Regions from separate parts of the Mus musculus genome. Here region 1 is linked to region 2. Evidence: chromatin contacts called from ENCODE Hi-C or POLR2A ChIA-PET data. All regions are on one chromosome and are shown on one strand. Each heading gives the region's core, a stretch centred on a gene start or an enhancer-like site at or near the end of the contact. The rest is flanking DNA. Distances are from core to core; before and after follow the strand shown.

Region 1 (2,924 bases), core at 184-2,683, 51 kb before region 2:
GAATCTCAGAAAATGACATCTTCTCATAGGGAGTGTGGATGACCCAGACTCCAGTCCATGTTGTCTTAGTCTCTTTCCAGGTTTTCCTGTCATTCTGCCACCCCATGGCTGCCATTCCTAAATGCAGTGTGAATCACTCAGGCTTGCCAACTGTAGTCTTAAACCAGTAACAACAGCTATAGCATAAATCACACAAGGGCAAATATTTTTGTCAAATTTTTAAACCAATATAACCCCAGTATCCTGAATCAGGGATTGGCACATTGCTGGCATTTGCTAAGTATTTGGTAAATAAAATGTTTACTATGAATGCTTTTCAAATGTTTTAAAAGGTGTGTGTGTGTGTGTGTGTGTGTGTGTGTGTGTGTGTGTGTGTGTGTGTGTGTAAGAGAGCAGGAGAGACCGAGGGGGTGGGGGGTTACATGTGCCGCCACACGATTACAGAAGCCATACGATCCTCCTACAGAGGCAGTTTTCTCTTTCCATCTTTGCACTGGTTCCAGTGATAAACTCCGGCTGTCAGGATTACGGTGCCTTCGATTGCTGAGCCATCTTGCCGGTCTGCTTTGGAAGTGTTAATTCATCGCATCCTTACAACATCATGCAATAGGCAATTGCCTCGCTTCGTGGAAAAACAGAACCACGGAGAAACAAAGTAATCGACCTCAAATCCAAGACCTATCAAAGGGAGGTTCTAGACCTGAGTGTTTGGTCACCGACCTCTTGTCTCGACATCAGTGTCACGCTGTAGCTGTCACTAGCTTTGGGACAGAGGAGGAGGGCTTTGTTGAAGATATAACATGGAGCCTGGGGCATGCAGCCAAGAGTTCTGTCACTGTTGGGTCATTCGGGGCTTTGTTGAAGATCTTCATATCAATTTCTCTCCCCAGGCCATAATGCCTTGAAGACGAAGAGGGAAGCCATGGGAGACAATATGTGTCAATCGCCAAAACGAAACGATTTGGGATGACAGGAAGGAGTCAAGGGTTATCAGCAGAAAGAAGAATCCAGAGTCTGGATGACTGAGCTTGAGTCCTCGCCTCTATCCCTCTCTAGCTGTGTGACCCTAGGCAAGTTGTTCAACCTTCTAGGCCTCAGTTTTGTCATGTGTTAAATGGGGATAATAGTAGCTTCTGCCAGATGGGATGGTTATAGGGGTTAAATGAGATAATGCTAGCTCAGTGCTTGCTGTATACCACGGGTTTCATAACAGCCATTACGCTGCTAGTACGATGCTGGTGTGACTTCTGTTTGTCATGTATCTGGTGTGTAACCGAAGCACCCTATTAGCTCTCCCGCGGGCTACAGCAGTGGTTTGTTGGCAGGTGCCTGAAGCAGGTGTGACCCGCTCCTGCCCATCTGTCAGGGTGAATCCTCTGCAGCTTCCGGTCAGAGCCTACAACCTACTTATTAGGTTAATTAGATGCAACACTTCTCCAAAGATGTTATGACTCCAGTGCCAGGGCCAGTGTCTGAAGAGGGCTACAGCTTGCCAGGGAATTGGGCAATGGCAGATTCTCACCAGCCTCTGGTTGAAGCAAACCAAGCAGTGGCAGGTGGAGGAGACATCTCTGTCCTCTGGGATAGCTGGCTGCCTCCCTCCTAGGGTCTAGTCTGGGTGAGGCTGCTGGGCAAAATGCAGAATTCCTTGATACATTAGGATTTCAGACAAACGTAGAATAATTATAAGTATGCCCTAAATATTATACAGAACATGTTTACTCTAGAAAATATTCAATGTGTATCTGGAGTTCAAATCTAATAACTTATTTGTTTTCCTTTTAAATCTGATATTCTTATATCTGGGGGTTTGTAGGAAAGAAAGACAGGGTTGGGTTGGGGTCGGGAAGGAGAGGCCCAGATTTTCAAAGGACCAGGAACAGGACCTGGAGCCAGTGCTACTGGGTCTGACTGGCCCTCCCTGGGCCCTGGCACTGGGCTCTCGGGGCCCCTTGGGTCGGAGGTGAGATTGCATGGGGGACCTGTTAGAGCCTCTCTCTCAGGGGGAGGCCTTCCAGGAGGGGCAGGGCACTACTGCCAACTCCATGTTGGCACTTCATGAGCTCCCTGGGGCCCAGGCCCCCTTCCTGGTTAACATCCTGGATGGGAGGCCCAAGAACAACAACGCCTTCCCCCAGGCACTGTGGCAGTCCCAAGAGAACCTTGGCAGGCATCAACCTCTCAGGTGAACTGCCCCTGGGACTTGGAAGACCAGCCCTGTGCTCCAGAGGGACCTTGAGAAGGTTCAGGGTCTCTCCAAGGCCACACTGTGCTGGAGAAAGGACCTGGATCGTGGATGACACCCCAGCATCTCACTGCCATTCATCCCTCGCTGGATCTCTCAGGAGAGGCACAGCCATGTCCTGTGCAACTGGCAAACAAACCTCTCAAACTCAACAGGTTCCAAACTCTGGCTGTCTTTTTCCTCCTTCCATATATTTTCATAGCCTGATATCTTGCCCCCACATACCTGACTGGGCAAAGAGACACCCAAGCGCCATGCAGGAAATAGATCTGGTAGTATAACCTCGATGAGACCACAGCCTGGCTGGACTAAACAACAGAAGTGTGTGTCATCAGCTTCAGGATGCTGAAAGTCCCAGGTCAGTGTATTAGCAAGAAGGCCTCTCCTAAGTCCTCCTGTCTTGGCTTTTGACAGCTTCTTTTATGGTGCATCCCGATGGTGCTCTCTCTGCATGTCCGTATCCTTAGTGTCCTCTGTATCCAAACTTCTACCTACGAGAACACAAGCTGAACTGGGTGAGAGACCAGTCACAGCCTCATTTTAATTTAACCTTTTCTTTAAAACACTCTCCCCAGATGCAGTGGTATTTTGGAGGGTCCTGTAGATTAGGACTTCATCGTGTGTGTTTAGGGGGTGGGTGCTGTGGCTTAGATATGAAACACTCGCCACCAAGGCTCAT
Region 2 (2,920 bases), core at 105-2,604:
TATTTGTTGTTTGTTTGCTTTTCTGCCTCTGGAGCTGGATTCTCTCAAAGCCAGGAACCCAGTACTGCTGATGATAATGAAGATGTAGGGATGACTCCTCCTAGGGTCTCCATGACTGTACACACCCTGCAGGAAGTGGGGCCGGGCAGCAACTGCTGGGGACCTTCCCATATCCTGCCAGAGGAACTTTCTGGTCTCAGAGTAGGTAATGCAGGGAGAACCGTTCCCTGTGCCCCTAACCCCCTGAGGTTTGTGTTCATCCTACTAAATACGTTTATCTGCTCTACAGATCCCTAAAGTGTCCTTCATCTTTGACCAACCAAAGACCCAGCAAGACTCTCAGAGTACTCCTACTCTGAAAGGGGGGCAGGGGTTGATTTCAAAATGTCCAGCCTTGTAAATTACTGTAGTATCTGATGTGATGGGCCAGCATAAGGCCTGCTCCAGCATCCCTCACAGGGTCAAGGCCCAAGGTCACCTGCTCTTCAGTATTCTGAGTCATTGTCTGAGTCCTGGCAGTTGCTGCAGTGGTCCCGGTCCCCCGAGTGTCTCTGCATTGGCTGCATTGGTTCCTACTTAGTGTTGCAGACTCCCAGGCCTCCATTCCACCTGCTCTGATGCAGGCGCAGAATTGGGTGAAGAAGTTGTCAGACCCAAGTCACAAGAGTCAAGGCAGGAACGTGGGTCTGAACACAGTAGAGAGTTACAGGAAGTGTGGAGACAGGCGATCAGAAGCCGGAGGTTGGGACTTCTCGACCCGAATGGTGGATCAAGAAGGAGGAACGCAGGCCGGTCCGATCTGCCCTTCCTGGGGGTGGGGTTGAGGTAGAACCATTTAATGGAGATATTGACCTGTGCACTGAGGAGAAGATGTAATAGGTGGGGTTAGAGGGTAGAACTTCTGTAGGCTGGAAAGGGAACACAGGGCAGTCATAGTGTAGAGAGAAAGAAGGCCCATGAAGGATCCTGATTTGCAGGCTATCCTCTCCCACGCAGATGTCTTAGCACAGGACACAGAGGTGAAAATGGTTTCTGTGTCAGCTGGGCTGAGGGTTGAACTTCACTTTGTAAGGAGGATGTTTATTTAAAACAAATTGCTATGTTTACTCAAAGCTTGGAGCTGTGGGCCCTCAGTGAGGAATTATCAGTGAAAGCCGGGCTATTAATCAATTGTGGGGCCTGGCTTCCCTTCCGGAGAGTGGGAGGGACAGAGGCGAGAGGGAGGAAGGGAGAGTAAGGGCTGTGTGGGAATGACTGCTCTCCGGAGCAGGAAGGTCACAAGGGAAGTGACCTTGAGGTGGTGCCAGGGTCGGGAATGGAGTGGAGGGTAGTGTTCCATGGCGTAGCTGTCATGAGATGACGCTGGCTGGGAATCACACTGTGGGATGCTCCCTAGTCAAGGTCAGGGCTGTCAGAGAGGAAGGACAAGTTTCCTGGACAGACACTGGGATACTGAGTCCTAGGGACAGGAGCTATAATGCTGTCAGGCAACAGAGTTTCTCCAGGCCATATTTCTGGATCTTGCCCAAAACCTCAGCACAAGTATTTTGTAGATATCTGTGCTTGACATGGAGATGAGGGCCACCTGCACCCTTGAACCCCCTTGCTACTCTGCCCCGTGCCTTCCCACGTGCCTTTAGTCTCACTTGGCTAGCCAGGCTGGATGAAGCTGTTGGCCCATTCTATAGGTGAGCAGGCTGGGCAGGTAGGCTAGGCTTTGACAATGCTTGGCTACAGGGCCTCCCCTGGAGGAGTCTCAGAGCTGGGAGAAGAGTTAGACTATAAAAAAGCATGGGCGGAGGAGGACCTGCTCACAAGTGCACCTGGGACTTTGAGCAACTGAGGACACCCACTCTGAAGTAGCCAACAGAAGGTCCTTTTCAATGGACTTGAGCCAGGGCAGAACAGGTTTTCCTAGGAATCTGGACCACAGTTTAGGAAAAATAATACTGTGTGAACTGCAGAAGTGTTAGGTGGGTGGGAGGGAGGATGGTTCATAGATGCATGAAGAAATAGGGTGAGGATGAGTGGATGGATGAAAAACAGATGGATAGATGGATGAATGGATAGATGGAGAAATGGCTGGCTGGCTGGATAGATGAAGAGATGGATGGATGGATGGATGGATGGATGGATGGATGGATGGATGGATAGATGGATGGACTGTGGGATGCTCCCTAGTCAAGGTCAGCCTGTCAGAGAGGAAGGACAAGTTTCCTGGACAGATTGGTGGGTGGATAGATGATGGATGGATGGATGGATGAAGAAATGGATGGATAGAGAGATGACAGATTGATGGATGAGCAGATGGGTGGGTGGATGAATAAATGGATTGGTAGGTGGATGGGTAGATGGATGATGGATGGATTGATGGATGGATGGATGGATGGATGATTGGATGGATAGAGAAACAGATGGATAGATGGCTGAAAGGATGGATAGACAGGTAGATGTATGAAAGAGTGAGTGAGTGAGTGAGTGAGTGAGTGAGTGAGTGAGTAAGTAGATAGGTAGATGGATGGATGGCTGTGTGGATGGATGTTTGGTTGAATATGTTCTAGTTTCATTTCTGTTGCTGTGATAAAATACCCTGACCCCCCCCCCCCAAAAAAAAGCCCAGCATAGACTAAAGGGGTTTATTATTTCAGCTTTCAGTTCCAGGTTAAGGTCTACCACTAGGGAGGAAGTCAAGGCAAGTTCTTCAAAAAACTAGTCATACCATATCTACAGTCAATAGCAGGGAGAGAATACATGCATTCATGCTGCTTGCTTGCACTCAGTTTCTTCACTCTTATGCATCTCAGAGCACCTGCCTAGGGAATGATGCCTCCCACAGTAGGCTGGGTCTTCCCATATCAATTAACTTAATGAAAACAGCCCACCATAGCCATGCCCACAGGTCAACCCAGTGAAGACAACC

The links. A loop is a pair of places that touch in the nucleus more often than their neighbours do. ChIA-PET counts read pairs that join two places held with the same protein, here RNA polymerase II (POLR2A).
Region 1: a map of T-helper 17 cell shows a loop between it and region 2 (2.2-fold over the local background). The contact joins two enhancer-like sites. A Hi-C loop is called at or near these places in 5 of 37 maps with a recorded cell type or tissue (T-helper 1 cell, T-helper 17 cell, gastrocnemius and 1 more). POLR2A ChIA-PET finds 5 or more read pairs at or near these places in 3 of 5 experiments (Patski and embryonic stem cell).

What each region holds. Positions count from the first base shown.
Region 1 is chr19:53,487,279-53,490,202 of GRCm38, reverse strand. It overlaps Gm30826 (a long non-coding RNA gene), which reads left to right. Exons shown (of 2, transcript XR_386791.2): 2 at 891-1,226. Among named protein-coding and RNA genes, the nearest start is that of Gm30826, 3.9 kb to the left of the region's middle. Within about 2 kb of position 1,433, at least 1 of the 3 ENCODE cell types and tissues checked has a DNase peak (open chromatin) inside an H3K27ac peak, as active enhancers do.
Region 2 is chr19:53,435,836-53,438,755 of GRCm38, reverse strand. No RefSeq gene overlaps it. Among named protein-coding and RNA genes, the nearest start is that of 4833407H14Rik, 23 kb to the left of the region's middle. Within about 2 kb of position 1,354, at least 1 of the 3 ENCODE cell types and tissues checked has a DNase peak (open chromatin) inside an H3K27ac peak, as active enhancers do.